Regions from separate parts of the Homo sapiens genome. Here all the other regions are linked to region 6. Evidence: chromatin loops called from intact Hi-C (ENCODE). Cell type or tissue: endothelial cell of umbilical vein. All regions are shown on one strand. Region 1 overlaps PCDH15 (protocadherin related 15). Region 2 has its middle 460 kb from the start of PCDH15. Region 3 has its middle 180 kb from the start of LINC02672. Region 4 overlaps LOC105378308 (a long non-coding RNA gene). Region 5 has its middle 110 kb from the start of MBL2. Region 6 overlaps PCDH15 (protocadherin related 15). Region 7 has its middle 570 kb from the start of LINC02672.

Region 1 (4,000 bases), 560 kb after region 6:
CCAGATATCTACCAGCAAAATATCACCAAAATTAAACAATGAAAGATAGACGAAAAGAGAAAAAAGCCAGAGGGAGAGGAGAGAGAAAGAGAGAGAATGATTATGTTTTACATAAAAAACAGTAAATTGAATTCCTTACTTGATTTTTATAGGTATTGTTCATCTAGTTTGTAGTAAAGGGAACATAGCTATAGACAGGAAACTGTCATTGTTGAGAATTTGGAGCTTAAAAGTATTCAGTAATTTTAAATGCAGGACATGTATTTTCGAAACCATTCATAATTAAGAAATTAAAAAGATTTTAGTAACATTTGTGAAAAACAGAAAGAAAATTATTTAAAAGTCTTTGCTCTTCAGAGATAGTGCCTGGCTCTTGTAGATTCCTTTCACCTCTACACTATGCTAAAACCTGGCTTTGTCTAAAAACAACTTTAGCTATAGATGGTCACTTTCTGTAAAGGCTTTTCTTTGTTATTGTCATAGCATTACAGAATATTGATGACTTCAATATCACCTACACAGAAAAACTGTATATGACTTTTGGAAAAAAAATGAGAGATTTAGGGCAAGCAAAGTTATGCTGTTGTAGATTCAAAAAAAAAATTGACATTTTAGGTTAAGTATATTTTCAATGTTTCAATTATAACTGTAAATCTATAAATGCTGGTAGAGGTAACCTCATTAGAAATAACTCCTTATTCTAAGAGCAAAGAGAAACCTGAAATGCTAAAATGGATACTCATTCTTAATAGGATCAAGAAACACCAAATACCCGTCAAATATCCGAAGATTATATTCAATGACTCTGAACAAGGAAAAAAGCAAAAAATTAAGTGAAACATGAATGAAAGAAATTACAGAAATCTAAACAAAGGTATAATCTATATTAATGGATTGTAAAACTCAGTAGCTTAAGGATGCTAAAATCTCCTCATGTAATGTCAATAAAAATTTCATCAATTTTGAATAAATTGAAGAATTAAGTCTAAAACATATACAATTCAAATTACAAAGTATATGCCCATAATTTATGACTTTACTGCTTAATTCTACCAGCATATAAAGAAGAACACATCTTAAACAAACTATTACAAAAAATAATAGGAAACACATACTATTTTGGTTTTTGATGCTAGCATAACCCTGATAACAAACCTGACAAAAATACATCAAAGAATAAAAAGTACACATGAATATCCTCATTAACACAGATACAAAAATACTTAATGAATTTATTTAGAAAATAAATCAAATCCAGCAATCTATAAAATAATGCATTATGACCAAGTTGGTTTTACCAAGAATGCATGGTTGGTTTAATGTATAAAATACATAAAATCTTATTAACAGAGTGAGGGAAAAAAACATAACTCAAACAACACAGAAAATTCATGTATCAAAAGTAAACGTGTTCAAGATAAAAAATATTAAGCAAATTAGGAATAGAAAGTAACTTCCTCAATCTGATAAGCAAAATATTTACATTAAAGAAAACAGAACTAAATTAAAGCTGACGGGAAGAAGAAGGCAAGATTATACAATCTTATAATTTCTATTCATCATGGTAGTTGGAATTCCTAGCCACTGAAATAAAGCAAGGATCAATGACATATATTAACAACAAAGAAGAACTATGCTCCTATTTAGAAACAGCATGATCGTTTATGTATAAAATATTAAATACAGATAGGCCACCTTTTATTGCTTTCTTTATTAGTTTATTGAACTCCATAAATACGGCATTTTTTTAAAAGTTTGAAGATTTGTGGCAGTCCTTCAAATAAATAGCAAATTTATTAGCCATTTTTTCCATGTGCTCACATCATGTCTGTGTGTCACAGTTTGGTAATTCATGCAATATTTCAAATTTTTTCATTGTTATATCTGTTATGATTATCTGTAATCAGTGGTTTTTACTATTAATTACTATTATAATTATTTTGGGATGCCGCAAACCATTCCCACATTACATTGAACTTAATTCATGAAATGTTTTGTGTGTTCTGATTGCTCCACCTACTGGCCATTCTCCCATCTTTCTCCATCTCTTCAGGCCTCTGTATTCCTTAAGACACAACAATATTAAAATTAGACCAATTAATAACCCTACAATGGCTTCTAAGGGTTCAAGTGAAAGAGTTGCACATCTCTCACCTTAAATCAAAAACTAGAAATTATTGAGCTTAATGAGGAAGGCATGTTGTAACCAAGATAGGCTGAACGCTAGACATCGTGCATCCAACAGTTAGCCAAGCTATGAATTCAAAGAAAAACTTCTTAAGGGAAACTAAAAGTGCTATTCTAGTGAATGCACAAATGATAAGAAAGCCAAAAAACCTTATTGGTGATAAGTAGAAAGTTTGAGTGATCTGAATAGAAGATCAAACAAGACACAATATTTTCTTAAGCCAAAACAAAATCCAGAGCAAGGACCTAGCTCTCTACATAGCTATGAAGGCTGAGAGAGGTGAGGAAGCCACAGAAGAAAAATTGGAATCTTGTAGATGTTGGTTCATAAGGCTTAAGGAAATAAGCCATCTCCATAACACAAAAGTACAAGGTAAAGCAGCAACCACATGATTACATCAATAGATGCAGGAAAGGCTTTCGATAAAATTCAACACACATTCATGTCAAAAACTCTCAAAAAAGTTAGGTATTGAAGGAATAGACCTTGAACTAATAAGAGCCATATATGAAAAACTCACAGCCAACATTATACTGAATTGGCAAAAGCTGGAGTATTTCCCTTGAAAACCGGCACAGGACAAAGATACCCCCTATCACCACTCCTATTCAACATAGTATTGGAAGTTCTGGCCAGAGCACTCAGGCAAGGGAAAGAAAAAGGGGCATCCAAATAGGAAGAGAGGAAGTCAAACTACCCCTGCTAGCACAAGACATGAACTTATATTCAGAAACCCTCAAAATCTAGGCCCATAAGATCCTTAAATTGATAAACAACTTCAGCAAGTCTCAGGATACAAAATCAACGTACAAAAATCACTAGCACTCCTGGACACCAATAACATTCAAGGATCCAAATCAGGAAATCAATCCCATTCATAACTGCCACACACTCACACACACACACACAAACACACACACAAACACACACACACCTAGAAATATAATTAAACAGGAAGGTGAAAGATCTCTACCAAAGAACTACAAAACACTACTTAAAGAAATCAGAGATGATACAAACAAATGGAAAACATTCCATGCTAGTGAATAGAAAGTATTATTTTTGCTAAAATACCTATAATATCCAAAGTAATTCATAGATTCAATGTTATTTCTATTAAACTACCAATGACATTCTTCACAGAACTAGAAAAGGCTATTTTAATATTCATATTATAAATATTCATATTTATTAATGATAAAATATTCTATTTTAATATTAATATTCAGGCCCCAAAAAAGGACCTGAATAGCCAAGGCATTCCTAAGCAAAAAATACAGAGCTGGAAGCATCTGGCTACCCAACTTCAAATTATACTACAGGGCTACAGTAACCAAAACAGCATGGTACTGGTACAAAAACATGCACATAGACCAATGGAATAGAACAGAGAACCCAGAAACAAGGTCACATGCCTCCAACTATCTGATCTTTGACAAAGCTGACAAAAACAATCAATGGGGAAAGGACTCCCTATTTAGTAAATGTGTAGGGAGAACTGACAAGCCATATGCAGAAGATTAAAACTAGACCCCTTCCTTATACCATATACAAAAATGAACTCAAGATGCATTAAAGACTTAAATGTAAAACCAAAAACTATAAAAACCCATTTCTCTGGACACAGGAACAGGCAAAGATGGCATGACCAAGATGCCAAAAGCAACTGCAACAAAAGTAGAATTTGACAAACGGGATCTAATTAAGCTAAACAGGTTCTGTACAACAAAAGAAACCATCAACAGAGTGAACAGACAAACCTACAGAATGGGAGAAAATTCTTACAAACTATGCATTTGACAAAGGTCTAAT
Region 2 (4,000 bases), 1.4 Mb after region 6:
TGGGTAATAAGTTTTTCTAAATCATATTTAAAAAGTAAATTCTAGACTTATATCCAGAAACTATGTGTGTCTTACGTCATTCACTATTAGATTGTCTGTTATTCCCTTGGAGTCAATGATTAAAAGCCAATTGTTATTGCACTAACAACGAAGGAAAACTTGGTCCTCAGAAAGCCAAAAACAAACATAACAAATATGGAAAGCCTCTAATTTCTGCATGTCATCTCAAATTCCATTTCACTGCTGGGAGAAAGAAAGAAAGAGAAGAAGAGAAAAACAAAGAAGGGAGGGAGGGAGGGAAAAAGGAAGGGAGGGAGGGAAAGAGATAAAGGAAAGGAAAGGAGGAGAGGAGAGAAGAGAAGAGAAATAAAAAAGAAAAGAAAAGAAAGATGAAGGAAGGAGTGTGAGGAGAGGAGATGGGGGGAGGGAGGGAGGGAAAGGGAGTGAGAAAGAAAAAAGGAAGGAAAACAAAAGGAAGAAAGAAAGAAAGGAAAGGAAGGAAGGAAGTGATATGGGAGGGGGGCAAAGAAGTCCTGGGTAGAGAAGGGCAGGTCCTTGGTGAGGGCTTCACACCTGGGCCTATGCCCATGGATCTAGTGACGACAGGCATTTCTGTTTTTGTGCCTAAATGTTGCATTTCCTAAGACCACCCTGGCCCACCATGCTTTCATCCTGTGCTTATAAAAACACTGAGACCCTAGCGGGCAGAGACACACAGGCGGCTGGATGCTGAGAGGAACACATCAGCAGAGGAACGCATAAGCGGCTGAATATTGAGAAGAACACATCGGTGGAAGAGTACACTAACAGGCACCAGCAGATGCCGGCAGGCCATCGACCAGCAGAACAATGCAGAGTTTGGCCAGGATGTTCTAAGGAGAGCCCGGCCACTGAGCAGCCCGACTCCAGGGAAAAACCACCTTCCCACTGCATCTCCCTTCTGGCTTCCCAATCTGCTGAGAGCTACTTTCACTCAACAAAACCTTGCGCTCATTCTCCAAGCCCATGTGTGGCCTGATTCTTCTGGTACACCAAGACAAGAAATCCTGGGGAACAGAAAGCTCTCTGACCTTGCAATAAGACAGAGGGTCTAATTGAATTCACTAACACAAGCTGCCTATAAATGGCTAAACTGAAAGAGCACACTCTAACACACGCCCATTGGGACTTCAGCTGTAAACATTCACCCCTAGATGCTGCTTTGGGGTCAGAGCCCCACAGCCTGCCCATCTGCATGCTCCCCTAGAGGTTTGAACAGTGGGGCACCAAATAAGTGAGCCACATCCCATCACATGCCCTGTGATGGGGATGAGGCAACTTTTCCTGTTTCGACTGGGTCTCATCCGGGATCCTGGAAGGTGAATACAAATGTGAAACTATAGAATCAGTCTCTGTTGTAAAACCCTGGCACTTCTCTCTTTTTCCTGCAGGTAAGAGGCTCTCTTTCCCTTCACGAAGTTTTAAACCATCCTAACCGGTCTGGTAAAAACTCCCAGACTTCACCTCTTTTCTCTCTTTTATGGTTTGAAATGGCTTTTATCTCTTCCTTTACAATGTTAAGGGATTTGCTACAGGCTGTGGCAATGTTACTAGGTAAAATGAGCATTTCGCTCAGCAGCCAAGGGTGCAAATCAGACCACCTATGCCTAGAGGTGCCACCTATGCCTCCACCCCAACAGCCGCAGGCATGCATGACTCAGGGCATCTCACCTTTCCCTTTCCCTTCCCAGTTCAGGTGCCTGGGCTTGTGCACAACTTGCAAAGCTCGCACCCAGCAGCCACGAGGGGGAGAGGGAGAAAGCCCTGGTGGTAGCCACAACCCCAAAGGGCCAATAGACGGGCTCTTCTCACCCACCAGGCCAACAGAATGTTTCTCCACTGGGGGAAGGATGTAAGGATTAGAGGGACTCACTTGCACTGAGGAAGAGGCTCTTTCCCCAGGATCTCCCCCTTTTGCTCTTTAAACTGTATTTTTTAATTTATTTTATTTTATTATTTTATTTTTTTGAGACGGAGTCTCACTCTGTCGTCTGGGCTGGAGTGCAGTGGTGCGATCTCGGCTCACTGCAAGCTCTGCCTCGTGGGTTCACGCCGTTCTCCTGCCTCAGCCTCCCAAGTAGCTGGGACTACAGGCACCTGCCACCACGCCCGGCTAATTTTTTGTATTTTTAGTAAAGACGGGGTTTCATCGTGTTTGCCAGGATGGTCTCGATCTCCGGACCTCGTGATTCGCCCGCCTCGGCCTCCCAAAGTGCTGGGATTACAGGCCTGAGCCACCGCCCCGGGCCTGTTTTTCCTTTTCTAAGTGAGGGGGCTCCCCACTCCCAGCACTGTTTCTGATTGGGAAATTAATGCAGGAGTGACCCCTGCTGGCTGATAACTGCAAATTCGTCAGGGCTTATTTGAGACACTCTAAATGGATAAAAACAGCCCCTAAAATACCTTTTCAATCCGAAGCTCGATTCCAAGCTTCTTTTTAAGGGTAAGGCCCTAGAAAGAACAACCAGGTCTGAGGCATCCAAAGCCAGGCCACAGGCACAATATAAATGGGCAAGACCAATTCTTGCCGATTAAACCCCACCCCCAACCCCACAGAAGGAGGCCTTGCTTCATGGCATAAACAGGCCCAGGGAACTCACAGGTTGTTGGCAGCAGGAAAAACAGGAGGCATAGGTGAGGCCGGTCAATTCCTATTCTCCAGGTTTTCCCTGCTTCATGGGTACGTATCACATCAGTACTTATGGCCAGCACCTGCCAAGGTTGCCAGGCCTCAGGGATGCCAGGTGGAAGGGATAGGGAGGACGCTTGCTTTATCTCTTTATCACACCCTGGGTTTTCACTGAAAGAAAGAAGGAAATGAGGGACGCCTCTATTCCCTGTCTTTCAGAATCAGTAACCAGTTCTCTTCACCACCCCCAGCTTATACTCCTCCGGAGTGTGTCCTGAACCACTGGGACTGTTTTGACCCTCAAAATCTGAAGGAAAAACTCCTCATAGCCTTCTGCACAAAGGTTTGGCCAATTATGATTTACAGCAAGGAATTGCTTGGCCTCAGGAAGGAACCATTCATTTTGAGACCCTTTGGCAGCTGGAACTTTTCTATACATGTGAAGACAGATGGTCTGAGGCCCCATATGTGCAGGCTTTCTATACTTTGCAAGGCAATCCAGACCTTTGCCAACAGTGTAAGATTGACCCAGCCCTCCTGTTTGCTGTCTCAGGGAAGGCTGCAAGGGGCAAGCCCAGGGAATTAAAGATACAAATCCGAGGCACTCCCAGTTGAGAAGCCAGCTCCCACCAGCCCTGCTCCTCTGGGTCCACCCTGACTTCCCTATCCACTTTCAGCTTCTCACTTGCCCCCTCCTAGAAATCCTCACCCTAAAGAAGCCCCAGTCTCACTCTTGCCCCTCCAACAGATGCCCAGTAAATTTGGGACCAGTAAGTTCCAGGTCCTCTTCTCCCAATAGTACTTAAAGCAAATCAAGGGGGATCTTGGTAAGTTTCCGGATGACCATGATAGATACAGAGACGATATATTGTGATAGATATAGAGATGTATCTCTATGATATATATATATATATAGACATAGAGATATATCTCTATAATAGATATAGGGATAGATATATTGGGTGAAATTCTGGAATTTCACCCAAATATTTGAAATCTCCTGGGGAGACGTTATGTCATTTTTGAATCAGACCCTGATGGACAATGAGAAGCAGTACACTCTGCAAGCAGCAGAGAGATTTGGGGATGCACTTTGCATCACATATAGCATCAGGGAAGGGGGCAAATATTATGCAACTGGAAGATAAGCAGAACCAGTGAATGACTCTAAATGGGATCCCAGTGACAAGAAGGAAGACACTTTCAGGTGTTTATAATGGAGGGCTTGCACAGGACTAAGACCAAGCCACTCAGTTAGGCTAAGTTGTTCATTATCGACCAGGGATTTGCTGAAAACCCCACTGCCTTCCTGGAAAAGCTAAGAGAGGCCTT
Region 3 (4,000 bases), 630 kb before region 6:
GGCTTTTTCCACACACATCCCAATTTGCTCTGCCTTTGCATAGCTGTCAAATATTTAGACTACCCATGGAAGCATGCTGTAACTGCTTGTTGAGGAAAGAAAGGAGGAGGGTCTGAATTTTTTAAAGGTTTTTATGTAAGGGTTATCTCTATCCAGCCTATCTTCACCCTTTTTTTTTTTTTTCAAATAATACACTTTTTCTCTGTTTTTCTAGAATGAAAATAATAATATATTAAACAGAATATATTGCTATAAACAATAATGTTGGAGAAGGCAGAATACATGGGTTTTGATTTTCCTCTCTACTTATTATTTCTATATGCATTAAGTGTTTCACTTCATCTTTATGGACTTGAGTTATCACTTCTGCAAAATGTTATATTACTTGTCTTAAACAAGAGATGGATACTAGAATGTATCTTGAGTAGCCACTTAGCTCCTGGATCTATAATCTTAGCTCAGCAGAAGGTTGTTGTAGCAAAATAGAGTTACTCCTGAAAACATGAAGTACCAACACTTACATACATTTAGAATTTATACAATCAAATTCTATAAATTTGATTTTATAGAAACATCACTGAAACATCAAAACAGATATTACTTTTCATAGGAGAAGGATCGTAAAGAAAGGGCATTTGTACATGTTTCCACTCTACATCCATCCAGCCCTGTCAGTCCATTCCATAGTTCTCTATTTAATAATGGTTACCATGGAAAATAATATTTTAAAACTTTAACAAAGACATGTATATTAAATTATTCAGTTTTCAGATTTACTTTTTTCCCAAATTACACATTCTCTTGCATAAATAATACATTGAAAACAGCAAGTGAATTTTCAACTATTTTATTCTCTGCTTTTAACAGTGCCTCAAATAATTGTGAAATACAGATCTCAGAGCTAGAGGGGAGTCTCCAGAGACCTGTTCCTTCCAGGTGACTGTTTGATTTAAGCTTGCAGCAGTTCTAACGGATGCCAGTGTCTAATGACTGGTGGCCTCTTGAAAAGTTGTGAGTTGCGGTTTTTATTCCATCCTCTGAAAAATAGTCAATAGATGCAGAATTGAGCAATATTTGTTACTATTTCAAGGAAAAGACCAACTGGAAATGGATTAGAAGAGGATAAAAACGTCAGGCATTTTAACTTTACATTTCACAGCATGGCTTTGGAGAACCAGCAAAGCACAGGATTCATTAGACCTGGATTCAAGTACTGGCTGTGTCAATAATTACCAGTGTGACTTTGAACTTTAATTTCCACCTCCTAATAAATGAGTTGATTGCAATGAATGAAATATAAGTTCCTTTTTTTAATTATAAAGTTAATATATACAAATCACTGTAAAACTTGAAAACAGAAGCATTAAAAATCTAAAATCACTCATAAGAGTACAGCTATTTTTCATGTTATTAAAAATATAATTGTGTGATTTGATTCATATATAGAAAGTATAATTGATTTTTTCACAGGAATTGATTATAATTTAGCTTTTATCTTTTTAAAATTACAAAAGACTGATGAAAATATTTCCATATTTATGTTAGTCCATATATTTTATTATTCAGTAATAGGAAAATATTAGATCAAAGGATACCACTAAATTAGAATAAACATTTGAAAAAATCTTAAATTCTGAGCTAAGATTGTAAGTTTTCGTGAAGATTCAGAAGATATGGAAGGATTGGGCACGACCAATTTATGGCCAAGAAAGCTCTAAATTTAGCCTTTCTGAGGATAATCAACTAGAGTGCTCTGCACAAACTTCACCCTCAGCAAGACCCTATTTTTTAAAAAAAATAAATAAAAATCTAAAGGAGAGAAAAAATCTTAATGGTGAGGTTACAAAAAACTGTATATATTACATTGAGCTTTCAGGCTTGTTTCTCTAAACTGGCTTTTTGTGGTACCTGCAGGCATTTTCAATGATTGTTGTAAATAATTTCTGCTATATCCAATGTCGGGCAAACATTTTGCTGAGGAGCAATTTTGATTGTGTATTTGAGAGACAAAAAACATTGCAACATTTTTGCTCTGGCTGCGTACTTTTCGGTTGAACTTTTAAAGCATCATGTCTGTCAGCGTATACCTTACAGTCTTATTTAACTGTCATATTAGGGAAGGTAAGTGTGCATTCTCCAAATTTGTCACTAGATGGAAGAAGAGAACTTTCATTAGATTCCAGTATAGGCATTTTACTTGCTAAAATTTCAATATAGATAGCATTTAGTTAGATTCCATTAGATAAATGGATTTGGTGAGATTCTATTGTATCTCTTTGAAGCCACTGGCAAATTTTGTTCATCTTCAAAATGTTTAGAACATCTCTCAATGCATGGAGCTACAGAAATTTGTAGAGCCTTCTGTCTATGGTGGCAAGGTTATGCTGAGGAGTGGCCATTGCTGCTGAAACAAGTTTGTCAGTCTGGAGGTCTTGCAGATATACCTGGCCTGAGGACGAGCACACATCACACCATCCGTCTTTGGCCCTGAATCTTCTGAGGGTAGCTCTCTGGCATTCCTCTGAGCAGACTGTAGCTTGATCAGGAGCATAGTAAAACTGGCAACACGCCCTTTTCAAAGATACAGTTTAAATTTTGCAGCGCTATGTGCCTGTAACTTTAAGATTGTAAATTTCTGTTTTTTTTGTAACCTCTAGTCATTTGGTTATTTCATTTTCTTTAAAGCTATTTTTCAGCTGCTCATATCTAGACACCATGATCCTTTCTGTCTTGATGTCCCTCCAATATCTTTGATCAGATTTTAAAAATATTGTCCACGTAATCTAGTTTTTTTAATGAAATGATTTATAGAAATTACCCAGACTGCCATCGCCATATGACTCTAATTTGTTCAAATATGCCCTGCATATACACACATCTTTGTACACCAAGTAGGTTGTAATTATATGTTTGATCAATTTTAGCATAGAATACTTAACAATAAATACTATTATGTGATGTATCTTATGAATTTTCTAACAGATTAAATTCAATACTTTAAAAAATTTGTTTTCTTTTATTTTGTTATTTTATAGTGATCCTAGCACAACATGAGAACTGCAGTCTTGACAAATCTTAAGTTTACATTATTGTTGACTGTAGGGATAATGTTATACAACAGATTGCTAGATATTTTTATATTTATTTATATTTATATTTTATTTTAATTTATATTTATCTTGTTTGACTGAAACTTTATACTCATTTTCTTTGACAATCATGATTCCACATTTTGATTCTATGAATTTGACTAACTTAAATTCTTCATGTAAATGTTGTCATGCAGTACTCGTCTTTCTTTGCATGTGTTTTATCTCACTTAACGTAATGTGTTCCAGGTTCATCCATGCTGTCACACATTGCAGAATTTCTTTCCTTTTAAAGGCAGAATAGTATTTCATTAGTTGTATATATCACATTTTCTTTATCCATCCAGATATCAATGAACAGCTAAATTGTTTCCACATCTCAGCTATTGTGAATAGTGCTTCAGTGAACATTGAAGTGCTAATATCTCTTTGAGATTCTAGTTCCAGGTTTTTTTTTGGATAAGCATCTATAAGTAAGATTGCTGGTTATAGGGTAGTTCTATTTTTAATTTTTTAAGAAACCTCCATGCTGTTTTCCATAGGGGCTTCACAATTTGACATCTGCATTAACAGTGTAAAAGGAATCTAATTTCTCCATATCCTTGCCAATATTTGTTATCTTTTAGGTTTTTTGATACTAACCATCCTAACAGATATGAGGAGATATCTGATTGTAGCTTTTAGTTTTATTTCTCTAAAGATTAGTGATATTGAGCGATTTTTCATATACCTGTTGGTCATTTGTATTTATTCTTTTGTGTGTGTGTGAGACAGAGTCTTATTCTGTCACCCAGGATGAAGTGCAGTAGTGCAATCATAGCTCACTGCAACCTCAACCTCCTGGGCTCAAGTGACTCTCCCAGCTCAGCCTCCAGCTGAGCTGGGACTACAGCCATGTCATGCCTGGCTTT
Region 4 (4,000 bases), 890 kb before region 6:
TGTGGTTTTACCTTCGTAAAGTCAATTTCCCACCTTTCTCCTGGCGAGCCTCCCCGGAGGCAGTGACGTGGGCTGGGTTTAGGACCTTGTTTGGCGTTTACCTGAGCACTAGCCGTATGCTGGAGAGCTGCTTGGTTAGTTAAGTCCTGAAGGTGGGGGATCTTGAAATGGCTCTTTAAAAGCTGGGCCAGTTTTACTCCTCCCAGATGGGTGGTAGAATGTAGATGATTGATTAAAGCTTCCCCGAGAGCTTGGGGCATGAAGATTCTGAAATCAGGAAGAATCCACCAACCTTCCTGATTTTTACTGGCCTGAAGATCCGAAGTTTGTTTTTCTTCCTCTGGGGAGTATTCTGGGTGGCCTGGCAAGTCTGGTTGCGGAAAGGACACAGCGGGCAGCAGGGTGAAAGGCACGACCAGGAGCCGAGCTGCCTCTCAAGCTGCAGAATCTGCTCTTTGGTTACCTCGAGCAACGGCCGTGTCTTCTCTTTGATGTCCTTTGCAGTGAATTACAGCCACCTGCTGAGGGAGCCAAACAGCTTCAAGCAGGGTCAAAATTTCTTCTTTGTCTTTTATAGTTTTACCCGCGGAGGTGAGTAGCCCTCGCTCTTGATAGATGGCTCCACGTGCATGTGTAGTAGCAAAAGCGTATCTGCTGTCAGTGCAGATATTAATACATTTGTCCTTACCCCATCAGAGGGCCTGAGTGAGGGCAACCAATTCAGCCCTTTGTGCCAAAGTACCTGCCAGCAGTGCCTGGGCCCACAGTACATATGAATCTATAGTAACGGCCGCACCAGCCTTTCGTACTCCCTGTTTAAGGAAGCTGCTGCTGTCTGTAAACACAGTGGTATCTGCCTCCTTTAGAAGCACATCTTGGAGATCAGGTCGCCCAGTTTCTGTAGTCTCTAACAGTTCTTGGCAGTCATGGACAGGTGTGGTAAGGTGTGGATCAGGGAGCAAGGTAGCTGGATTTAAACACCTTGTGAGAGAGAAAGTTAAATGAGGCTGATCTAACAGTAAGCTCTGATACTGCAGGATGCGAGCATTCGACATCCATTTGCCAGAGGCACTTCGTAGCAAATTCTCTATGGCATGAGGAGCCGTGAGGGTTAAATTCTGGCCCAGAGTCAGTTTATCAGCCTCCTGGACCAGGCTTGCTGTTGCCCCTACAGCTCACAGACAACTTGGCCACCAGGAGGCCTCAGGGTCTAGTCTCTTAGACAAGTAGGCCACTGGGCATTGCCATGGTCCCAAAGTCTAAGTGAGTACCCCTTTAGTGACTCCCTGGCTTTCATGAACAAAAAGGTGAAATGGTTTTGAGATATTTGGGAGGACAAGAGCAGGGGCCTCCGTTAATACCTTTTTCAGGTTTAGAAAAGCCTGTTCTTCTTTGTCAGTCCAAACTAGCGGGCCATTAACTCCAGTAGCGGTATAAAGGGGCTTGGTGATTTCCGCGAACCCTAATATCCATAGGTGACTGTCCCACAGCCCCCGGGAATTCATGTACCTGTCTTTTGGTGGTGGGAGTGGAGATTCGCAGGATGGCCTTCTTTCAAGCACTGGTGAGTGCCCTTTTTCCCTTGTTTATCTCGTACCCCAGGTAGGAAACTCTGGGAAGACAAAGCTGGCCATTCTTGGCCGAGACCCGATACCCGAGTTCCTGAAGGAGGTAAAGTAGGTCCCTAGTATGTTGCAGGCAGCTGTCAGTAGTTTTAATAGCCAATAACAGGTGGTCTACATACTGGAGAAGAGTGCAGTGAGGGTTACTGGCTCAGAATGGTATAAGATCCTGTTGGAGGGCTTCCCCAAAAAGGGTAGGGGAGTTTTTAAAACCCTGGGGTAATTGAGTCCAGGTTAATTGGGTGGTGTCTCCCGAGCCAGGATCTGTCCATTCAAAAGCAAAGACAGGTTGGATTTTGGGGGCCAGAGGAATAGCAAAGAAAGCATCCTTTAAGTCAAGGACAGTATACATTGTATGTTCGGGCGGGAGCAGGCTGAGTAAAGTATAAGGGTTAGGCACAGTTGGATGGATGGTAACTGTCCACTTGTTAACTTCCTACAAATCTGTACAGGCCGGTAATCATTTGTTCCGGGTTTCTGGACCGGCAAAAATGGAGTATTCCAGGCGGACTCACATGGTGGGAGTATACCAGCTTGTAATAGTCGCTGAATATGGGGATCGATTCCCTCTCTAGCCTGCTGACTCACAGGATATTGTTTTACCTGGACTGGCAGCAGTGGCCAGGAGCTCTACAACTACTGGCAGATGGTGCTTTGCCATTCCTGGGGGGTTTGATTCGGCCCAGACTCAGGGAAACAGAGTCTGTAAATCCAGTAGGAGAGGATTAGTACTATTTCCCAGCAGTTGTGAGGGTGAAACTAAGAGATATTCCTCTGACAGAGGGGTGGTTAGCAGAAGCTGAGCAGTAGGGGGTGCTGTGTCCCCTAACATGATGTGAGCTTGTTGGGCCGAGAAGGAGATGGACGTCTGTAGCTTATGAAGTAGGTCTCGTCTGAGGAGGGGGAAGGGGCACTCTGGGACTGCAAGAAATGAGTGGGTTACTCTTTTCTGTCCCAAACTCACCTCTCGTGAGTGGGTGACAGGATATTCCTGAATAGCTCCCATAGACCCTTGCACAGCCACCTTTTTATTAGAGACACTGCCCAAGGGTATCTGCAGTACCAAGTGTTCCGCCCCGGTGTCAATTAGGAAGCGTATAGGCTGGCCCCCCAGTGTGGCAGTCACCATGGGCTCCCAGGGGCCAAGGGAGAGGGAGCCCCGGCCCCATCAATCATCAGATTCCTCCGCAGCAGGGAGGGTGAGGACCTTTTTCTCTTCTGGTTTTTCTTCTGGTTTTAATGGGCATTCCATTTTCCAGTGTCCAATCTGCTTGCAATAAGTGCATTGGTTTCTTTGTAGGGGAGCCTGCTCAGCTTTTGGCCTTTCTGGCAGGGACCCGGGATCCCTTGGCCAGTGCTCTGTGATGGGGGCCCTTCTGTCTTGGCTTCTTGGATGGCAGCCACGAAGATTTTTGCCTGTCTTTTTGATGCTTTGTCAGCAGCCCTTTCAGCTGCCTGAGCTGCCTGTTTTTGCTTTTTAACCTCTCAATTGTCAAAAACTTTCTGGGCTATCTCTAAAAGTTGGCTGGTGTTCATTCCAGCAAATCCCTACAGCTTTTGTAACTTTCTTCTATCAGGGGCTGCCTGAGCCACAAATGCCAAATTAATAGCACGGCTATTCTCGGGAGCTGCCAGGTCAAAAGGGGTATAAGTCCAATAGGCCTCTTGGAGGCATTCTAGAAACGCTCCTGGTGACTCATCGGGCCCCTGGACCACTTCAGTTGTCTTCGACAGATTCATGGGTTTTCGAGTGGCTCCCTTGATACCTGCAAGGAGATACCAATGAAAATTATCCAAAGCTCTCTTCCCACTTGAGGAGTTTGGATCCCAATCAGGCCAGGTAGAGGGAAAAACCTCCTCAAGGAGGTCTTGGGCTTCCTCCTCTGGTCTACTGGCTGATGTAAGGAAATACTTTCTGGCCTCTCTTTGGATACGGTCCCTCTCTTCAGAAGTGAAGGTTTAAAAGGAGTTGCTGACGGTCATCCCAGGTGAGCTGGTGGGTCCAGAGCACGGACTCTATCAGTGAGGTCAAGACTTGGGGCTTTTCAGAGAAGGGGGGATTATGAACCTTCCAGTTGTACAGGTCAGAAGTAGAGAAGGGGACATAAACTAAAAATGGAGCAGAACACTCACTGCCCGGGGGGATTTGGGACTCTCTCAGTGGGAGGAGGGGGGCCACCTCCTCCAGCCAAGGCTGTAATTGGGTGGCTATAGGGAGAGAGGCCACAGGGGACGTAGTCGAGGAGACAAGGGAAGATTCTGGGGGAGCAGGAGGGTTATAGGGCGGCAGACATGGGTGAAGAAAATTTTCCTCTTCTTCAGAAGGAGGCAGTACAGGAGGAGCCGAGGGAGGGGAGGGTTGGGGCAAAAGTTTGGTC
Region 5 (4,000 bases), 960 kb before region 6:
TGTGTTGCAAGGGCAAATACAAATTATAAGTAAGATTCTTAATTCTCCCTGTTGAAAATAAAGAGACTTCCCTCCCTTTTCCTAGACCACTTACTTTAGAAAACTTATACTGTATGTATAAGTTCTTTCTCTTTTTGAAATGTATGTAAATCTTTTTAAAAGCAAAATAAGCCACTTGGCAAAATAGTCTTTCTCAAGGACCTAGGAACCGTGTCTTTCAAATGTAATCAATGAAGGTAGGTAGCACCATATCTCCCAGTTTCCGTGGGAGGGTAGGAACCCAACTTTGGTGAGCACCTTAATTCAAGTTACAAAACTATCTTCTTCCATAAAGATATGAGAAGCTTATTTTTTCTTTTGTACAAATCAATTAATTAACACAGGTAGATACCACAATTACCAGGGGATTTTAAGATGAACTATGTGTGAAAAATGGTGCCGTCAAGTCCTCTTACTTGAGGACTAGTTATTTTTTACCTTGAGGGCACGTGTAGAATGGGTTTATCGGCTTGGCTATATCAAAGCGTAAGATTTCATTCTGTCTTTGCAAATTCTTAGCAGACTATTTGTGATACGCATCACATTCTGGTTTAATGCTTATTCAATAACAAAATTGTTTTCTTCCTCTTCTAAGTTTGTGAAGAAGTTTTTTGGGTTGGGATGAGATTTTGTTTTTAATTATATTTTCCAATATAATATACTTTAGGTTCAGAGACATTTGTATTTTAACTGGTGCCAAACCTTTAAGATTAAAACACTGAATTGCTATAAACTTCCAAGAACCAGTGAACTAAAATGGGAGGTTTATCAGGAAGTCTGGGAAGAGACATGTGTTAAAGAAAAACTTAAAGCAAGTTAAATTTAACAGAGTTTATTTGAGCAATGAAAAGGCTCTAAAACAGGCAGCACTTCAGATGGAAGATGGTTCAGAATGGTGAGCTGTATTTATAAAAAGAAAGAGACAGGAAATTACTTATTACAGAGATTACCTGATTGTTGCAATTCTGCATTTGCCTTATTTGTGAGGAATTTGGCAACGTTCAACCTGGGATTGGCTACTATGGATTGAGACTCCATTGCTTGGTTACAAAGGCATACTCTTAGGTTAGGTTAGAACTTGCTTTCACGCCAAGCTGTGCTGCAGTTCACTACATAGAGAGAAACTTTGGCCCAAATTTTATTAACCAAATATGGAAGGTGCTTTGAGCTAAACTTAAATAAGTTTAACATATGATTCAGGGCCAGGTGTGGTGGCTCACGCCTGTAATCCAAGCACTTTGGGAAGCCAAGAGTTCGAGACCAGCCTGGCCAACATGGCAAATCCCCATCTCTACTAAAAACACAAAAATTAGCTGGGCATTGTGAAGGGGGCCTGGCTAAGGCAGGAGAATCGCTTGAACCCAAGAGGCAGAGGTTGCAGTGAGCTGAGATAGTGCCACTGCACTCCAGCCTGGGCAACACAGTGAGACTCCATCTCAAAATATATGTAAATAAATATAAATATAAATATAAATATATATATGATTCAGGAATACCTGAAGTTCTACACATTAACCAGTCTCTTGGGAGTGAGGAGCACTTTTCTTGGAAGGAAATAGCTGCCCTCCAGTATTTGGTAACAGTCTGCACAGGTTTGTAGCCTAGGAGCAATAGGCGATACCATATAGCGTAGGTTATGTAGTAGGGTCCTTCATCTTTGTTTGTGTAAGTACACTCTGTAATGTTTGCACAAGGATAAAATCGCCTACGGACGAATTCCTGGGGATGCGTCATCAAGCGAGGCATAGCTGTGGTTTCTTACCTGCTTTCTCTGTGGCTTCCACCTTCCATCCGTAAGGCTACTTTCCACAGAGTACACAGAGTCATCTTTTTAATATGCCGAATTACATAATTCTATGCTAAACCCTCCGAAGATTTCCCATTCCTCTTAGTACGTCAGTGACGGTAGATATTGAGACCACCCGATGGAAGAAGAGCGCGTAGGATGTGTTCTGTGACCTACATGCCTATGTCCAAGATAACAAAGGTCAGTACAAATGGGAGTAGAAGGTTGTCATTTCACCTGTTATCCCCTAGATGGTAGTGTGGAACCGCGCAAACTTCTACCTCCGTTGTGATTTCTATGGGGCATTGATGGTGCAGTTATTTTAAGTTGAATCTTCAGGCAGCCTGAACTAAAATCGACAGGAGTTCCTACTTTTTTTCTTTCTTTCCTTTTCCCGCTCCCTTTCTCCTTTTTCAAGAGTGCTAATTGTAGCTTCGAAAACGTGCGCGCGCGCACATACACACGCATCCCAAATGGCAAAATTCTCAAGGTGCTAGATTCTCTCAGAAAAGCACGTCTGCTGTTCCTGAATGTAGACTAAACAGGGTTTCACGTCCAGGAGATGGGGGCTTAGGGAGGGGATCTTCCAGGGAAAGCATTCGAGCTCCCTGGAGCCACGACTCCCTTTAGTGGCTTGTGTCTGCAGTTGAGGGCTGCCTGGCAGACGCCCGGACATTTGGGAAAACAGTCCAAGGTCTTGCAAATTTCATCCAAATTCATCACTGTTACAAAATGCTGCTGTTTTCTTTCTTTTTCCTTTTTTTTTTTTTTTTTTTTTGAGACGGAGTCTCGCTCTGTGGCCCGGGCTGGAGTGCAGTGGCGCGATCTGGGCTCACTGCAACCTCCGCCTCCCGGGTTCAAGCGATTCTCCTGCCTCAGCCTCCCGAGTAGCTGGGACTACAGGCGCCCGCCACCACGCTCGGCTAACTTTTTGTATTTTAGTAGAGACGGGGTTTCACCGTGTTGCCCAGGCTGGTCGCGAACTCCTGAGCTCAGGCAATCCGCCCGCCTCGGCCTCCCAAAGTGCTGGGATTACAGGCGTGAGCCACCGCGCCCGGCTTCCTTCTTTCTTCTGAGGGTGAACTTCTCTAAATGTAGAAACATTCAGAGAATAGGTGGTCACAGGAGAGCAGGTTTGCGCTGGCAGTGAGGGTGGGGTGGCTGGTTCAGAGAACAGAACACACCGGAGCTGTTGATCATTTCCCAGGGAATGGGAATGGAAACAGAGTCACAGGAGCTCCTAGTTGCTGTCGTTTCTTTCAATCAGTGGTTTTTGTGGAGGCAAGAGGCTCCATTGAGCTTCCCGTGGGCATTAGGCTACATAATTTGCAGGTCCTAGAGAAAAATGAAAGTGCTAAGCAAAACAAAAACAAAAAACAAAAACAAAACAAAAAAAAAACAACAAAAAAAAGAATTTTAATACTGGGACTGCAGAGCATTAAACCAGATTGGTCCTCCCAAGGACAGGACCCTATGTGACCACCGCTCTGTTCACACCCATAAAGCCCGTAAAGCTCTGCCACCGGGCATCCACCTTTCCCCCATATTCAGTGCGATATGCTTGTATTTAGCCTTGTCTGTATCTCACTTTCTTAAGCTTTAGGGAGCATTGATTGTGGTATCTTGGACCTACAGGAGAGGTTTTCTCAACAACCTGTGAAAGGAGCTGCTCGCTTTGTAGAAACCATGCTCCTAACCCCTCTTTTTATTCATGTTAATTTAATGTCTGCCTTGATATTGTTCAAAGGAGCTTCCTCAAAATTGGGTGTTTCTGAAGCCTAGGAACAGACGCCTTCTGTTTTGTTCTGAAACAGGCTTCTAAGGAGGAGAATCCTCGATTTGGAAGGGCCCAGGTGAGGCCATGGTTGAACTCAGACCCAAGAAGAGAGAGGCTTTTTATCTGCCTAAAAGCAATCTTGTTTTGGTGACAATGTGTGGGTGGGTGTTTGGCTCTTTTTTAATGCAAGGAAAAGATGTTAAGTTTCAAAAGTAATTTTTGTTTTTCTTGGTCCAAAGTTTTCCTTCTTCCTTTTGGACAACATTCACTTAACTTTCTGCCATAAGTTAATTCAATTATTCTTTGACTACAAATGGATAAGCATGAATTTCATTGATGTGATCAATTTTTAGTAATTACACCACCTTCACATGTGAGATTTCACTAGTCCTTACAGC
Region 6 (4,000 bases):
TGGGTTCACGCCATTCTCCTGCCTCAGCCTCCCAAGTGGCTGGGACTACAGGTGCCCGCCACCATGCCCGGCTAATTTTTTGTATTTTTAGTAGAGACGGGGTTTCACCGTGTTAGCCAGGATGGTCTCGATCTCCTGACCTCGTGATCCACCCACCTCGGCCTCCCAAAGTGCTGGGATTACAGGCGTGAGCTACCGCGCCCGGCCAAAAATTTATTTTATGATTTATATATATTCTGTTTTTTCCTTGCCTGCTGGCTATGATAGTTATTTTATTGAATTTAGATGTTTACTGTCCATAATATAATTTAGGTTTGGAAAAACTTATTTAGAATTAATTAAAGATGTTCATCTTGTATTTCATGGTGTCACTTAAAACCCAAGTGGCTTTTTTTTCCCCAAATATTTAATCTCTAGAAGGTTTGCTAGTTAAATTCAAATTCTAATCACCATTATTTTACTCTTTAAAGTTAGCCCAAATATAATACATATTTTTATATTCAGGTAAAAACACCCTAAACTCAATCAATCGTGAAATTTAAAAACAAAACTAATGTATGCAAAAAACACAGAATGCAGGTAGATTCACATAAAAAAGAAATGTGTTGATTTTCTGACAATCGAAAGAATATATATGAATTACTTTGGAAGTTTATTCCTAAACTTTTTAAATTAATAAACTTTTTAAATTAATAAAACTTACAAAAAATTGGCTTGGTAGATCTAAATGTTGCTTCATTTTGGTGGTGACTATAAAATCAGAGTGCGAGCTATTACTTCATTCATCTATATTTCCTCCACGGTTAGTATCCTGTTTTGCACATGGCCCAAATATCTATTAAAAATGAATTGATGAGCCAGGCACGGTGGCTCACACCTGTAATCCCAGCACTTTGGGATGCCAAGGCGGGCGGATCACCAGGTAAGGAGATCGAGACCATCCTGGCTAACATGGTAAAACCCCGTCTCTACTAAAAATACAAAAAATTAGCTGGGCGTGGTGGCGGGCGCCTGTAGTCCTAGCTTCTCAGGAGGCTGAGGCAGGAGAATGGCGTGAACCCGGGAGGTGGAGCTTGCAGTGAGCGAGATTGCGCCACTGCACTCCAGCCTGGGGCACAGAGTGAGTCTCCGTCTCAAAAAAAAAAAAAAAAAAAAAGAATTGATGAGTAACATGTTAAATAATTATGGCTTTTAAAAAATTTTAGCTGATATTAAATCATTATTTTATTATTGCCAAAATAGAAGTGATGAAATTTTGTCGATGAACACATTTAAAATAAAACTAAATTCAGAATTTATTAATTTGAATAAAAATTGAATAGATATTTACAAAATAAATAAATTTACATACACATAATATAGATATATTTGTAAATGTGTATATGGATATGTTTATATGCTGTTTAAAAAGTATAGACAAAGAAAAACTAAATTATGATGTTTCACATATAGAGTTCGGCATGACTATATATACAGGCACATATAAACTATTATGATTGTATATCAATATATATTTTTAACTAAAAATGTTTCATTGAGATAGAATTTCATTACAAGACCCAGTTGGACACTAGGTGTCACCAGAGTAAAGAAAATTCTGTTAACAATTTTTTTTTTTTTAAGTATTTAAGTGTGCTCGAATAACATCCAAAGAAAGTAAGTAGCAGGATTTTCTTTAAGATTCTGCACTTTATTTATTTTTAGGATTTATAACTCAAATTTTTAAGTTCCTGCTAGGATGAAATTTCACATAGAGCATGAACTTAAATGGGAATGATTATCCCACCTGCTCTCCACCTGTAAGTTAAAGAAAAAAGCAGATATTGATTTTTGCTGATTTAGTAGACCTGTAAGAAAGGTGGATTTCTTCTTAAAATGCAAGCATATGAAAATCATTGCAGAAAAACTGCCTCTTTAAGAATCTGTGCTTTCCTCATTAATAGCCAGTGCCCTTGAGCAAGAGTGAGGAGCTGGCAGCAGGTGATTTCAAGGAGCTGTTCCTTGTTCTTAAGTACAAAAGGTCATCTGATGCCCATAAAGAAAATGGGCCCTCTGAAGTCACTGTAGCCCACACTTAGACCTGAAAACTTTAAGGCATGAGAATCCTAGGTATTTCAGGTTCTTTGCTTACACTTCACTTTCAGTAACTATTTGGTGGGTTTTAAACTTTAAGTACTTATAGCCTCAAGTCAGAATCATCTATGGTTGCTATTGTAACCAAAGAGCTGTTACAGATAACAAAAAGCACTTACTTAAAAAGCTCATTTCTATCGATGGCTCTGTTGGTTTGGGGGTCAATTGCATAGACAGTCAAGTCACATTTGGTGTAATCTTCTAGGGAAAAGGCATCTCCATGCCGGCGAGCTCCAATGGACTCCACTACGACCTTGGCACCAGGAATTTGTTCCTGAACATAGCGATCCAAGATCCTATAAATCAAACAAAGTACAAACATGACAGTCCAATGGGCTTTCTGGGAGTAAAAAATTACTCTTAACTTGAAAAGACATTTAGTAAATGAAAAATGATGACAGCCTAGTTTTTTGTTAATGTTTACTGAATATAAACCCTTGAAAAACATTCTCTATATTTTTTCAGCATTTAGCTCCCAATGATGCTAGAAGCTGAATACGGTAGAAAAGGTCACCAACCATGTCCTATTTAACTTTAGGCTTTTTGAATTTATGATACTATTTGAGCTTTTACATGAGAAATGCCAAATATGCTGTACAAATAAAGCTGTCTATGCTTTATAGGAGGCATGGGGTCTTAGAACCCTTGACTTCACATGGTTGGTGTCATAAATTACATCTCCCACTAAAGTCTGTGACACATGACACGTAGCTATATGCTAAGAAGCAGGACTAGGATGCCTGTTTTCCCAAAGGTATAAAAATCCTTGCAGAATCACAGCAACGGGAGAATGTGGAGATATTTTGCAATGGCAGGATTACCACGTTAAGATAAAAATATGGCATGCAAATCTCAGACACTATTTAGGTGAATAAAAACAACATATACCATCTGGTATAAATTAGTGATATTTAATTTAAAAAGCAGAGACAATATTAATCAATAAGTAATTTTCCCATCTCATGACTGGATTTTAATTGAAAGTATGAATTATTACCATTTCCCAAATGTCTCATTCCTTATTAAAAACTTTATATTATTAACCCAAGTATATAAATATTAAGAGCATATAATTCAGTATTTACAGATGTTTAAATTTAAATAATTTTAATTACTATATATGATAAATATTCTAAAATTCGTAGACTCAATGCTCTTTTCTGAGTCTATATTTTGAGGTTTTTTTAGGGGGAGAAGGGCAATATATTCTAAAGTCCTTTGATACATCAGAAAATAACTTTTGCTTCTAATGCCACAATTGACATATTTCTTGCTCGACTGAAAGTATATTCCCTTAAGAGTCTTGTATGTGCTTGGTTTGCCTTGTTATTAGAACAATGAGGTTACTAAACTTTGGAGGAAATGGCTCTACCAGTGCATGCCAGGAGACACTACCAATCATAGTGAAATGTTTGCTTGCTTGTTTTTAAATGTTTGTAACCCAGTACTGTTGAAGTCTGTCTTATTGAAGTACTATTCATTATTTTCCTTTTCTGTCACCACTCCACGCCCACTGGTCTCTCGGCTTCGCAATTTCTTTTCTGATGACATCCTTGAAGTAGACTAAGAAAAGATGATGTGTAAAAAAGGAGGAGGAGCAAATTCACTTGGAAAATATCAGTTAATAGTTGAATGCCTGCAATTCCAGCTAGTCGGGAGATGAAACAGAAGAATCGCTTGAACCCGGGAGGTGGAGGTTGCAGTGACTCCAGCCTGGGCGACAGAGCAAGATTTTATCTCCAAAGGGAAAAAAAAAAAAAAAAAACAACCCCGGGAACCTGAAGATAATGGATGTACTGAGAGACACAGACTAGTCTAACATCATTTGGACTGTGTTTTTCAGATTTTTTTTCCTGAGAGATTTATG
Region 7 (4,000 bases), 240 kb before region 6:
TGGAAATGCCCTAAGTCGGGCTTAATAAACCTCAGTGATTGAGACTTATGCCTCAATCACACATTTCTCTTGTCACTTTTCACAGACCTGGGTATCATGATGGGTTTAAATAGTTTTGTTTACAAGTCTACTATTGTATGTCCTTATAGAACCTAAGATAAGAAAGGGATAGACACAATGAAACCATTATTGACAATTCATACATACACCAGACATATACTATTCTAAAATGAGTCGCCCGAGCACGGTGGCTCACACCTGTAATCCCATCACTGAGGCAGGCAAATCTCTTGAGATCAGGAATTCTAGATCAGCCTGGCCAGCACAGTGAAACACCGTCTGCACTAAAAATACAAAAATTAGCCTAGTATGGTGGTGTGCACCTGTAGTGTCAGCTACTCAGGAAGCTAAGGCAGGAGAATCACTTGAACCCTGGAAGTGGAGGTTGCAGTGAGCGGAGATCATACCACTGCAAGTCTGGGTGACAGGGCCAGACTCTGTCTCAAAAAAAGAAAAAAAGAAAAAAGAAAATGACCCTTTCTGAATGATCCTAAAATGATCACCTCAATACAGCAGGGCGCGGTGGCTCACGCCTGTAATCCCAGTATTTTGAAAGGCCGAGGCAGGCGGATCACGAGGTCAGGAGATCGAGACCATCCTGGCTAACACGATGAAACCCCGTCTCTACTAAAAATACAAAAAATTAGCCAGGCGTGGTGGTGGGCGCCTGTAGTCCCAGCTACTCAGGAGGCTGAGGCAGGAGAATGGCGTGAACACGGGAGGCGAAGCTTGTAGTGAGCCGAGATTGCACCACTGCACTCCAGCCTGGGCGACAGAGCGAGACTCTGTCTCAAAAAATAAAGATTTTGAAAGTCTTTGAGATTGTACCCTTTACTCTCTTCCTGTAGTAAAGCTTTACTATCTTATTAATAAAATTGGTAAGGCATTTAAAATGGATGAGGAAAGAATTGCGTTGATGGTTTAGTCTTAGGAAAGGCTATTATCCTTTAAACTGTAAACTAAATTTTCCCCAAAATTAGCTTGGCCCACACCCAGGAATAACCAAGAGCAATTTGGAGGTTAAAGGCAAGATGCAATTGTTAGGTCAATTTCTTTCACTGTCATAATTTTCTCATGGTTATAATGTTTGCAAAGGAAGTTTCACTATTCGGTAGGGTAACTGCTTACCAAAATATCCAGGCAAGTGAGTGAAATATTTAACAGACTGAAAATCAATGCAGTCGTTTTTATTATACAAAACTAATGATTGTGGTCATGATATTCAAAATAAGAATTATCTAATAATTTGTTTAAGTACAAATACCCATAATGTATGAAATTAATAATGTTTCTTACATGAATTATCTTCTAATAATTTTCTTCTGCAAAAACTTTAACTTTCTTTAAAAATTGGAAACAAAATAATCAAATTGTGGTCCGACGTACTCAACTAACTTGTAAATAACAGAGATGGAGTGTACAACAGTGGAATAGCCAATACAGTGGACATCAACCTAGGTTCTAATCTAGATCCTGTTAGAACCTGGTTGTACAAATTTTAGCAAACACTTTCATCTCTCAGATTTTTAACTGGGTAATAAAATTTTGAAAGAATTGAACTCAAAAGTCTGTTTCAGATCTAAAATTCTAAGATTCTACTTGATGGTAAATATTCTCAAACATTCTTTTCAAGAACAACAACAAAAAAGTCACCCTGAAAAAATTCAAGTGCTAGAGAGAAATGGTTGCCCAATTTTTTTTTCTTTTTGTAAACAGCTTCTCTATTTAATGTTTTACAGAATTAACTAACTATATAATATAGACTTTAAAAGATCAATTACGAGAAATAAGACGTAGAAGTTTTTTAATTATCCGTGGTGTTAACCTCAAGGCTCAACTGCTTAGAAACGTTAACATGGTATTTGCACAAGCATGTTAGCTGCAGCTGTTACATGACACTAGGGGGAGCTCTAATACTGTTTTGTTTTATGTTCACTGTGGCTTTAGCGTTTATTTTTAATTTAGTTGTCATAAATTAATATCTAAATGTAATAATCCTCCAAATACAATAGTACCACCAAAATGAGCGTGCCCAAAGTGTCGATGTAACGTTAAAACTGATAGGGAAATTTGTCAGCCATTTTCACAAATGTGTCTTTAGAAAACTATGATTCCATGATTATTCAAAACTTCCATGAACTATATACGAACACAGATGTGTGTGAGGTTGAATATATGTGTATGTATGCATTTTCAATTGACATGTGACATATCCTGAAGACGGTTCTGTGTGCCTTTGAGAAGAATATATATTCTGCTACTGTTGAATTTATGTTCCGTAGATATACCTGAGTTCCATTTGGTCTATACAGTTGTTCAAGTTCACTATTTCCTTATTGATTTTCTGTCTGAATGAAATATCGTTGTTGAAAGTGGTGTACTGAAATCTCTTATTACTATAGTATCGTTGTCTATTTCTCCCTTCAGTTCTGTTAATATTTCCTTCATATTTAATATTTCCTTTATGTATTCAGGTGTTCTAATGGCAGGTGGATAGACATTTATTTTATATATTTTTATATATTCATATATATGTATTATATCTTACTGATACATTAATCAATTTATCATTATATAATGTGTTTCTTTGTCCCTTGAGATAATTTTTGACTTATATATATATATTTTTTCTGATATTAGCATAACCACCCCTGCACTCTTTTGATTACTATTTGCGTAGAATATCTTTTTCCATCCCTTCACTTTCAGCCTATGTGTGTCCTTAAATCGAAAGTCAGTCTGTTGTAGACAGCATATAGTTGGGTCCTGTTTATAATCTTTTCAACCACTAACTGTATGGTGATTGACAAATTTAATCTATTTACATTTAGGTGATTATTGATATGGAAGAACTTACTATTTCAATTTTGTTAATTATTTTATCTCTGGTTTGTAGTATTTCAGTTTCTCTTTTCCCATCTTGCTGTCTTTGAGTTTTACTGATTTTGAAAAAGTTTGTTTAAATTGTTATGGGTATATAATAATTGTATACATTTATGGGACACATGGGATGTTTTGATATAGGCATACAATGTGAAATGATCAAATTAGGGTAATTGGGAGTAGCCTTAACTGCAAGCTTTTATCTTTTTGGTATGTAAGGAACATTTTAATTCCACTCTTAGCTATTATACAATATACAAAAATTTTTTTAACTATAGTCAACCTATTGTGCTACCAAATACCACATCTTAGTCATTCCATTTATGTACCCACTAACCATCCTCACTTTATCCTCAGAAGGGTTCCCCTTTCTCCACAGGCCTGTTACCTAAAAGACAGGAATTCATTATTGCCTGTCTTTTAGATAAAAGTTATTTTAACTGGTTGAGATATCTCCCTGTTGTTTCGATTTTCATTTTTCTGATGATTAGTGATGTAGAGCATTTTTGTATATACGTGTTTGCCATATGTATATCTTCTTTTGAGAAGTATCTATTCAGCTCTTTTTTTTTTTTTTAGATATTTTGGCCATTTTAAATCAAATTATTTTTTGATCCTATTGTGTTTTTGGGGGGCTCTTTATATATTCTGGTTATTAATCTCTTATCAGATGGGTAATTCATAAATATTTACTTTCATTCTGTGGGTTGTCTCTTCACTTTCTTGATTGTTTCTTTGCTGTACAAAAGCTTTTTAGTTCGATGTGATCCCATTTGTTCATTTTTGCTTTGGTTGCTTTTACTTTTGAGGTGCTACTCAGGAAGTCTTTACCCAGATCAACGTCTTAGAGTGTTTCCCCAATGTTTTCTTCTAATATTATTATAGTTTCAAGTCTTAGATTTAAGTCTTTAATCCATTTTGATTTTTGTATATGGCAAGATACAGGGGTCTAGTTTTATTTTTCTGCACATGGATATCCAGTTTTCCCACAACAATTTATTGAACATACTGTTATTTCCCCAATGTATATTCTTGGCACTTCTGTTGAAAATGACTT

The links. A loop is a pair of places that touch in the nucleus more often than their neighbours do. Peaks named below come from ENCODE experiments on the same cell type or tissue, not always from the same donor. Only the 100,000 strongest peaks of a DNase experiment are listed, where the experiment ranks them.
Region 1: a loop joins it to region 6, with 24 times the contacts of the local background. A loop is called at or near these places in 18 of 110 quality-filtered maps.
Region 2: it touches region 6 in a loop (8-fold over the local background); 7 of 110 quality-filtered maps call a loop at or near these places.
Region 3: it touches region 6 in a loop (6-fold over the local background); 7 of 110 quality-filtered maps call a loop at or near these places.
Region 4: it touches region 6 in a loop (2.6-fold over the local background); 2 of 110 quality-filtered maps call a loop at or near these places.
Region 5: it touches region 6 in a loop (2.9-fold over the local background); 9 of 110 quality-filtered maps call a loop at or near these places.
Region 7: it touches region 6 in a loop (3-fold over the local background); 10 of 110 quality-filtered maps call a loop at or near these places.

The regions. Positions count from the first base shown.
Region 1 is chr10:54,400,769-54,404,768 of GRCh38, forward strand. All of the region lies in intron 3 of PCDH15 (protocadherin related 15), which reads right to left. Among named protein-coding and RNA genes, the nearest start is that of MIR548F1, 210 kb to the right of the region's middle. In endothelial cell of umbilical vein, a CTCF peak has its summit at 2,039 (motif pointing left); a DNase peak (open chromatin) is centred at 2,013.
Region 2 is chr10:55,261,746-55,265,745 of GRCh38, forward strand. It overlaps a transcript of PCDH15 not described here. Among named protein-coding and RNA genes, the nearest start is that of PCDH15, 460 kb to the left of the region's middle. In endothelial cell of umbilical vein, a CTCF peak has its summit at 2,379 (motif pointing left); a DNase peak (open chromatin) is centred at 2,366; H3K27me3 peaks cover 177 bases.
Region 3 is chr10:53,207,991-53,211,990 of GRCh38, forward strand. No RefSeq gene overlaps it. Among named protein-coding and RNA genes, the nearest start is that of LINC02672, 180 kb to the left of the region's middle. In endothelial cell of umbilical vein, a CTCF peak has its summit at 2,141 (motif pointing right); a DNase peak (open chromatin) is centred at 2,151.
Region 4 is chr10:52,949,583-52,953,582 of GRCh38, forward strand. LOC105378308 (a long non-coding RNA gene) reads right to left here. Exons shown (of 4, transcript XR_945968.3): 4 at 1-3,388. Among named protein-coding and RNA genes, the nearest start is that of LINC02672, 79 kb to the right of the region's middle. In endothelial cell of umbilical vein, a CTCF peak has its summit at 2,434 (motif pointing right); a DNase peak (open chromatin) is centred at 2,439.
Region 5 is chr10:52,882,362-52,886,361 of GRCh38, forward strand. No RefSeq gene overlaps it. Among named protein-coding and RNA genes, the nearest start is that of MBL2, 110 kb to the left of the region's middle. RefSeq lists an enhancer at 1,864-2,578. In endothelial cell of umbilical vein, a CTCF peak has its summit at 2,082; a DNase peak (open chromatin) is centred at 2,100.
Region 6 is chr10:53,838,068-53,842,067 of GRCh38, forward strand. It overlaps PCDH15 (protocadherin related 15), which reads right to left. Exons shown (of 38, transcript NM_001384140.1): 29 at 2,253-2,429. Among named protein-coding and RNA genes, the nearest start is that of MIR548F1, 770 kb to the right of the region's middle. In endothelial cell of umbilical vein, no CTCF peak of the experiment used is centred here; a DNase peak (open chromatin) is centred at 1,544.
Region 7 is chr10:53,599,504-53,603,503 of GRCh38, forward strand. No RefSeq gene overlaps it. Among named protein-coding and RNA genes, the nearest start is that of LINC02672, 570 kb to the left of the region's middle. RefSeq lists enhancers at 1-397, 398-1,154. In endothelial cell of umbilical vein, a CTCF peak has its summit at 1,955 (motif pointing right); a DNase peak (open chromatin) is centred at 1,958.